Linked DNA regions of Homo sapiens: regions 1 and 3 are each linked to region 2. The links are chromatin contacts, found by Hi-C or POLR2A ChIA-PET in ENCODE. All regions are on one chromosome and are shown on one strand. Each heading gives the region's core, a stretch centred on a gene start or an enhancer-like site at or near the end of the contact. The rest is flanking DNA. Distances are from core to core; before and after follow the strand shown.

Region 1 (2,700 bases), core at 193-2,692, 49 kb before region 2:
AGTCCCACCCTCTCCATTTCACATCTGAGGGAACTGAGACTGTCAACTTACTTTCTTCGTGTGCATTTATTTAAAATCATCCAACTTTGGGAGGCTGAGGCAGGGGGATCGCTTGAGCCCAGGAATTTGAGACCAACTTGAGCAACATAGTGAGACCTCATCGCTATTTATTTAAAATAAAATCATCCATATCATGACATATATGCTTGTCAGAACTCTGTTCTCTCAGACAAAAAATTATGAAGCTACAATTAATCTATTGCATTACGTGCTAATTCTGTTCAACCAAATTTAACCAATTCTGAGCGCCTGCTGTTTGCCCATGACTCATTCTTCCTCAGGAGTAGGAATAGAAGTAAATGTGGATCAGGCCAGGCACAGTGGCTCATGGCTGTAATCCTAGCATTTTGGGAGGCCGAGGTGGGAGGATTGCTTGAGCCCAGGAGTTTAAGACCAGCATAGGCAACATAGCAAGAGCCTGTCTCTACAAAAAATAGAAAAAATTAGCTGAGTGTGGTGGTGCACACTTGTAGTCCCAGCTACTTGGTAGTCTGAGGTGGGAAGATTGCTCGAGCCTGGGAGGTGGAGGTTGCAGGGAGCTATAATCACACCATTGCACTCCAGCATGGGAGACAGAGCGAGACACTGTCTCAAAAAAAAAAAGTAAATGTGGATCAGACACAATCCCAACCTCAAAGGTTTGGCAACATAATAGAAGAGACACATATCCAACCATAATTTTGATAAATGTTATATTTAGTAACTTGAAGCAAGGAACCCTGATGCAGAGAGGCAGGAACGATTCATACTGTGTCATATTTTAGGGAAGAGTTTATTGAAGAAGTTGCATTTGATCTGAATCTTGAAGGATGAGTTCGGGTTCTGTTATATGGAGGAGAGTGTTTGTTTGTTTTAAGTGTAGAAAATGAATAACGTGCTTTAGGGACGGAGGGGTGTATGTGTATGTGAGAGAGAGAGCTGGGGAAAGGAAGGAGCTGACTGAAGCCAGTATTCTTCCTTCCTCTCCCTTTCCATCATGTTCCCTACTCCCAAACCTCCTTATGATCGTGTCCACAAGTCTGAAGAAATGAAATGCAGACAGAACAATTGGAAAATGGAAGCATCATGTGGGTCAGCAGCCAGGCTGCCGGTTCAAATCCCTCCTCTGCTGTTCCTGGCTGTGTGACTGGGCAAGTTCCTGAAACCCCCATGCCTTGGTTTCTTCATCTGGAAAATGAGGTTAAAAACAGCACTATCTCATACGGTGGTTGTGAGAACTGAACTTACCAATGTATGCATAAAGCGCTTAGAGCATTGCCTGGCTCATAGTCAATTCTCTGTGTCAGCTATGTTAATCAGGGTTATTGACGTCATCTGTGCGTGCGAAGTGGGCTGTCTGAAAGGGAAACAAGTGAAACCCAGTTCCTCTTTTGGGCAGAAAATGGTTTAAGTAGAAAAGCCTGGTCCAGCACCATAGCCACTGGCTACTGAGAACATGAGGAAGTGGTGAAGAATCCAGGCGCCACGTACAGACCCAGAAGACAGGGTCCCAGGGAGAGGCCCGCCTGCGTAGTCCACTCTCCGAGGGCTGTGAGGCTTAACCAGATATGGAACAGTCAGAAAAAGGGAGGCTTTCAGCTCTTACTTGTCAGAAGTTTCCTTTCATGATTTATATTATAAATTCTTCCAAGGCAAGAGCCATGTTTGTTTATGACATTGAATAAAACACTTAAATATAATGATCGTTCAATACAATGATATTGCAGGCCGAGCATAGTGGCTCACACCTGTAATCCCAGCACTTTGGGAGGTCAAGGCAGGTGGATGACCTGAGGTCAGGGGTTCGAGATCAGCCTGACCAACATGGTGAAACCCCATCTGTACTAAAAATACAAAAAACTAGCCAGGCGTAGTGGCCGGTGCCTGTAATCCCAGCTACTGGGGAGGCTGAGGCAGGAGAATCACTTGAACCCGGGAGGTGGAGTTTGCAGTGAGCCAAGATGATGCCATTGCACTCCAGCCTGGGCAACAAGAGTGAAACTCTGTCTCAAATAATAATAATAATAATAATAATAATAATAATAATAATAATGATATTGCTTCTAACAACATGCAAGAATGTTAGCAGGAAGAATGTTTTGCTCTCATCCTACACAGATAGCCAGCAATAAAACCCCCAACAGAAAGCCTTCCTCTCTGTTACATCAATAGTGGTCAACTTTTTAAAAAGCTTATTTATGTATTTATTTGTTTTATTTATTTTTAAAAAGCTTATTTGTTTGTTTGTTTTATTTATTTTAAGACACGGTCTCACTCTGTTGCCCAGGCTGGAGTGCAGTGGTGCGATCATAGCTCACTGCAGCCTCAGCCTCTCAGGCTCAAGCTATTCTCCCACTGCAGCCTCCAAAGTAGTTGGGACTACAGGTTTACACTCAGCTAATTTTTTGTAGTTTTTGTAGATTCAGGGTCTTGCTTATTGCCCAGGCTGGTCACAAACTCCTGGCCTCAAGTGATTCTTCCACTTCAGCCTCCCAAAGTGCTGGGATTACAGGAATTACATGCATAAGCCACCATGCCTGGCCTAAAACCTTTTAAATTATAATATAACATGCACACAAAAAGTGTGCATATTATATACTGCAAATTTTTTTTTTTCGAGATGGAGTCTCACTCCGTCGCCCAGGCTGGAGTGCAGTGGCA
Region 2 (2,700 bases), core at 177-2,676:
ATATGTTTCATCTTTGCTTGCAAAGTAACCAACAGAATAAAACCAGTAATAAAGTAATTATATGTGTGTATGTGATGTACCTCCCAATCTTGGATAAAGTAGAAAAGGGACCCAGGTGGTTAGAAACAATACAAATAATATTTGTGGGCTGAGCACGGGGGCTTACACCTGTAATCCCAGCACTTTGGGAGGGAGAGGCAGGCAGATTGCTTGAGTCCAGGAGTTTGAGACCAACTTGGGCAACATAGTGAAATCCCATTTCTAAAAATAACAATAAAAAAAATTAGCCAGGCATGGTGGTGCATGTCTGTAGTCCCAGCTATTCAGAAGGCTGAGGCACGTGGATCACTTGAGTCCAAGAGTTCAAGGCTGCAGTGAACTATGATCTCACCACTGCACTCCACCCTGGACAACAAAGCAAGATCCTGTGTCTGAAATAAATAAATAAATAAAATAAAATTTATTATATAGTAACGCATGTTTTTTAAAAAGCTGATTTAATATTGATTGTCTTCAGTTAGCATCTCATATAGCTTTTTCATATTCCTTATAACATAGGGATCGGGCACAGTGGCTCACGCCTGTAATCCCAGCACTTTGGGAGGCTAAGGCGGGTGGATCACTTGAGGTCAGGAGTTTGAGATCAACCTGGCCTACATGGCTAAACCCTGTCTCTACTGAAAATACAAAAATTAGCCGGGTATGGTGGTGCATGCCTATAATCCCAGCTACTTAGGAGGCTGAGGCACGAGAATTGTTTGAACCCAGAAGGTGGAGGTTGCAGTGAGCCGAGATTGCGCCAGTGCACTCCAGCCTGGGGGACAGAGTGAGACTCCAAAAAAAAAAAAAAGAAGAAAGAAAACGAAGGAAGGAAGATTCCTTATAATGTGAACCATTCTAAACATGTCTCTTTGAGGTTGAGAGGTACAGACCATTACTATTGTAGTACTGCACATAATTCGAGGTGTTATAAAATTAGGATCTTTAATATGATGTCTCTTGTGCACTTTATAGTCCTTTTTTCATTCTGTTGAATAATAGGGCTTACATCTCTCAATATTTGTGTCTAAGATTTGCTTTTCCTTATATATACTAAAAGCCCTTTGGGTTCTGCAAATCGAAATGGTTCCTATTCTATCTTTGGCTTCTTTGTTCTCATTTCTTCTTTTTCCAGAATACGGGGAAGGTGAAATGTTCCTTGGCGTATATTGTGTGAAATGTAGTCTTTCCATATTTCTTGCAAATGTGAGCGATTTTCTTTAAGCCAAGACTGTTTTTGTTCTGCTTGTGGTCCTAATGTTTTTCTCTTTGTTCTATCCTATAAGAGCAGCTGATACTCTGTCCGGGCTCAATGCGTTTCTGTTGTTGTCTGGCAACTGTAGGGGGAGGAGTGTCTCCAGATGTGTGTCCCGCACTGAGCGATGAGCCTGGTGGACTAACCGCCTCCAGGGGGCGCGTGCATGAAGCCTCCCCGCCAACCTTCCAGAAAGATGCTTTGCTTGGCAGCAAACCTAACAAACCTTCACTACCCAGTAGCTCTCAAAACCTGGGCCAAACAGAAGTGAGTAAAGTAAGTGAAACAGTTCAGGAAGAGCTTACCCCGCCACCACAGAAAGCGGCTCCTCAGGGGAAAAGTAAGTCTGACCCCCTGAAAAAGAAGACAGACAGAGGTGAGAGTTGAGAAAGGGAAGCTGTTCCATCCGTCTCCATCACTGTCCTCACCTCTCATCGTCTACATCACATCCTTCATCCATGTTTGCTTTCATCAATGTCCATTCTTATTGTATGTGTTTTCAGCTAGCCATCTGAAATGTGTACTTTCATCTGATGACTTGGAAAAGTAATTGTCTATGGGTTTGGCTTGTACACATCATTTTGGGTGCTTAATGATGCTAGAATGTTTCAAGTAATTTGGTTATAGAGCCTTTCTTGGTTTGTCAGGCAGATACACCTCTGGCCTGATTTTGCTAAGAGAATTCGATGTGAGAGCAGGACTTGGTACTGCTAGCCTGTGTGAGGTCCTTTGAAATAGTCATGTTTGGAACATGTAGAGGAGAAAGATCTCACAAAGAAGGTGACATCGTACCAGGGTCATAGTTGTTACCTTCTTGCTCATCCTCAGATTATTAAGCGATTATTCACATTTAATTTAAATAGTTTGCAAGAAAAATCAACACTGGAAAATTAAATACTTTAAGTGAAAAAAGTATATAAAAAGATTAAAAATTTCTAAAATAATAATAATCTAAATAGCTACTTACCTACTACTTTTTGAAATGAAAAAAGAAAAGAAAAAAACAGCTATAAATATATCTTTGAGTTACCATGAAAAGTTTAAAAGTTAAAATTATAATCACATATAGCTATATTGTATGATATATGATCCTCATTCCCAGAAGTGATTTATTTAAGATGATTTATCAGTAGGCTAAGAATGATCTGATTAGGATATTTGGTACCTGTGGCTAATATATCCTAGGAGACATTGTTTTTCCTATCAAACAACAATGAACTGAAGCACATGTGCTGATAAATTTTTAAATGCCTCTCATCCAGTTCTTTTTTCTAACCCCACCCCAACTTCTATAACCTCCTCTGTTTTATGACACCTTTCTTTGTCCCTCAACTCGAGAGGAGATATTCATTTGAGAGCACATATTCAACAATGCTCTGAAATAGAGGGAGAGAGAGAAAGCTTTT
Region 3 (2,700 bases), core at 53-2,552, 48 kb after region 2:
ATCTTTCTTTGTGATTTAAGAAGTACCATAATTCATAGACATCTCTATAATGCAGCCTCCACCTCCAGACAGTCATGCTTGGGCTCTCTCTGCTGTGCCAGGCATCTGGAGCCACATTCTTACCTTTCTTTCTATACACACGGTTAACACATCTGTGGTCTGGAACAGAAATGAAGCAGTGTGCACCAGGAGGCACCAAATTTCCCATGATATGAATGAATGGGCATTCACCAAAGAAGCCTAATCCAACGAGTGCCCAAGATTATTGTTGTTGTTATAGCATCTGGCAGAGTGAGACATTAGCATGTTTCTGGTCCACTCTCAGAAGGCTTTGGAGATCTCAAGTTGACTTTGGGGAAGGTGAGTTTGAACCTCTGTGCAGTTATACAGGGACTCTATTCAAGTTCACTTCTGGGATTCCAAGAGCTGAAATCAGTTTCCAAATCAAACCAGGCCTCCCATTTACACTCTTGACAGTGTCCTTAACCTCTGTGTTTCCTTGAAATATCCTGAGCTGAAAGAGAACGGAGGCCTGGCAAAGATAATCCAATGGAATGTAGCCACATTCAGTCCAACTTCAGGATGCAAATGTTCCAAACTGCAAATGTTCCTAGGAGCCCCACTGAGAAGAAGGTCACATGGCATCCCCAGGAGGGTGCAGATAATAAGTTTCCTTACACTGTACCCTCAGTGGCATTGACAATATGGGGGGCACTGCTCAAAGCCCTTTACATATGTGAATTCATTTCACATTCACCATTCTACATGGTAGGTGCTCCTCACTTGAGGGATGAGGGAGCTAGGGCTCGGGGAGGTGACCGGCCTAAGGTCACACAGCTAAGAGGTAGGTCAAGGCTGAGCCTAGGCAGCCTGGCTCCAGAGCCCGGTTCATCATGGTACTACCTGCCACTGGATTCCAGCCGTGTGAAGTCTAGATTAGAGATCCCCAAACCCCAGGCCATGGACCGGTACCAGTCCGTGGCCTACTAGGAGCTGGGCCGTGTAACAGGAGGTGAGTGGTGGGCGAGGGAGCGAGCATGACCACCTGAGCTCCGCCTCCTGTCAGATCAGCTGCGGCATTAGATTCTCATAGGAGCGCGAACCCTATTGTGAACTGCGCATGCGAGGGATCTAGGTTGTGCGCTCCTTATAAGAATCTGATGATAAATGTTATGTGCTTGAGTCATCCCCAAACCCACCCCCGACCTGGTCTGTGGAAAAATCGTCTTCCATGAAACCGGTCCCTGGTGCCAAAAAGGTTGGGGACCACTGGGCTAGATTGAACAGTTAGCCAGAGCCAGGCCCCACAAAGCAGCCATTTGTGTTTTCTTTAAGATGACTTTACTGTTATATAAAACAGTGTTTTCGTTAGTATTATGATTTATTATTTCCTGAGTCATAAAAATGAGAATTAGTAAAATTCCAATGTAGAATGCTTGGGGCTTATTCCTTTGTTCTGTTTCTTTCAGAATACATTTTAGGAAAGTAATTATTAGCTAAAATAGATCAAATTCCAGGAAATTCCTCTGTGGCATCTAGGACATTCTAATATATCAGTCTGAAGAATGAGAGAAGTAAAATTCATTGAATCATCAATCAAAAAGCTTTATATCTTCTCTAAAAGAATTAACTTGTTCAAAAATGAGAACACTGAAAGTATGTTTTGAGGAAATTGCTATTAGGCCAGCAAAGCATAAGTATCTTAATTATTTGGTCTAGTCAATCAATTATGTCTCTTGTGTTTCCGTGTACCTATGACATTCAGGGATAAGGATGGTCTTTGCTGTCTGTATGTGGCATAGAGGGGAAAAAAACCCTTGAAACGGATTTTAGTCTTCACTTTGTTCCTATCTTGCCTTATGATCTTAGACAGGTCATTTAATTTTCTGAATCTCAGTTTTCTCTTATATAAAATAGGACCAATAGTACCTATTCCATCGGAAGCACATTACAGATGTAAGGTACCCTTATTCATGTTACCCAGAGATTAAAGATTTAAAACAGATTTATTATAGCAAAGCAGAGGACAATCTTTCTGTTTAACTCTCTCTCTTTTTTTTTTTTTTTGAGACGGAGTCTCACTCTGTCACCCAGGCTGGAGTGCAGTGGCGTGATCCCGGCTCACTGCAACCTCTGCCTCCAGGGTCAAGCAATTCTCCTGCCTCAGCTTCCCAAATAGCTGGGATTACAAGCGTGTGCCACCATGCCTGGCTAATTTTTGTATTTTTAGTAAAGACGAGGTTTCACCATGCTGGCCAGGCTGGTTTCAAACTCCTGACTTCGTGATCCACCTGCCTCGGCCTCCCAAAGTACTGGGATTACAGGCGTGAGCCACCACGCCCGGCCCTGTTTAACTCTCTAAGACACATCTATTGCTCATGCCAAAATCTGTCTTTACATTTTATGGCATCTTTATTTTTAATATCTTTTTAGATAAATAATGTTATTTAAAAAATGTAATATTATTAAAAATGCTAAATATTAGAAAGCTAAAAGCTTTTAGGTAGGAAATTTTTTTTTTTTTGAGATGGAGCCTCACTTTGTCACCCAGGCTGGAGTGCAATGGCGTGATCTCGGTTCATTGCAACCTCCGCCTCCCGGGTTCAAGCGATTCTCCTGCCTCAGCCTCCTGAGTAGCTGGGACTACAGGCACATGCCACCATGCCCAGCTAGTATTTGTGTTTTTAGTAGAGACAGGGT

What was found. A loop is a pair of places that touch in the nucleus more often than their neighbours do. ChIA-PET counts read pairs that join two places held with the same protein, here RNA polymerase II (POLR2A). Pooled maps may share reads with other maps.
Region 1: a map with no recorded cell type shows a loop between it and region 2 (5-fold over the local background). The contact joins two enhancer-like sites. A Hi-C loop is called at or near these places in 1 of 168 maps with a recorded cell type or tissue (Right ventricle myocardium superior), 1 of 37 single-sample maps with no recorded cell type and 3 of 50 pooled maps. POLR2A ChIA-PET finds 5 or more read pairs at or near these places in 2 of 52 experiments (PC-3 and activated naive CD4-positive, alpha-beta T cell).
Region 3: a loop to region 2 is called in a map of endothelial cell of umbilical vein, with 4 times the contacts of the local background. The contact joins two enhancer-like sites. A Hi-C loop is called at or near these places in 9 of 168 maps with a recorded cell type or tissue (CD4-positive, alpha-beta T cell, Caco-2, IMR-90 and 5 more) and 10 of 50 pooled maps. POLR2A ChIA-PET finds 5 or more read pairs at or near these places in 10 of 52 experiments (BJ, GM10248, HCT116 and 5 more).

What each region holds. Positions count from the first base shown.
Region 1 is chr18:3,176,838-3,179,537 of GRCh38, reverse strand. All of the region lies in intron 5 of MYOM1 (myomesin 1), which reads left to right. Among named protein-coding and RNA genes, the nearest start is that of MYOM1, 42 kb to the left of the region's middle. RefSeq lists enhancers at 1,209-1,598, 1,619-1,738. Within about 2 kb of position 1,442, at least 14 of the 41 ENCODE cell types and tissues checked have a DNase peak (open chromatin) inside an H3K27ac peak, as active enhancers do.
Region 2 is chr18:3,128,202-3,130,901 of GRCh38, reverse strand. It overlaps MYOM1 (myomesin 1), which reads left to right. Exons shown (of 38, transcript NM_003803.4): 18 at 1,383-1,670. Among named protein-coding and RNA genes, the nearest start is that of MYOM1, 90 kb to the left of the region's middle. Within about 2 kb of position 1,426, at least 2 of the 41 ENCODE cell types and tissues checked have a DNase peak (open chromatin) inside an H3K27ac peak, as active enhancers do.
Region 3 is chr18:3,080,498-3,083,197 of GRCh38, reverse strand. All of the region lies in intron 33 of MYOM1 (myomesin 1), which reads left to right. Among named protein-coding and RNA genes, the nearest start is that of LPIN2, 69 kb to the right of the region's middle. Within about 2 kb of position 1,302, at least 2 of the 41 ENCODE cell types and tissues checked have a DNase peak (open chromatin) inside an H3K27ac peak, as active enhancers do.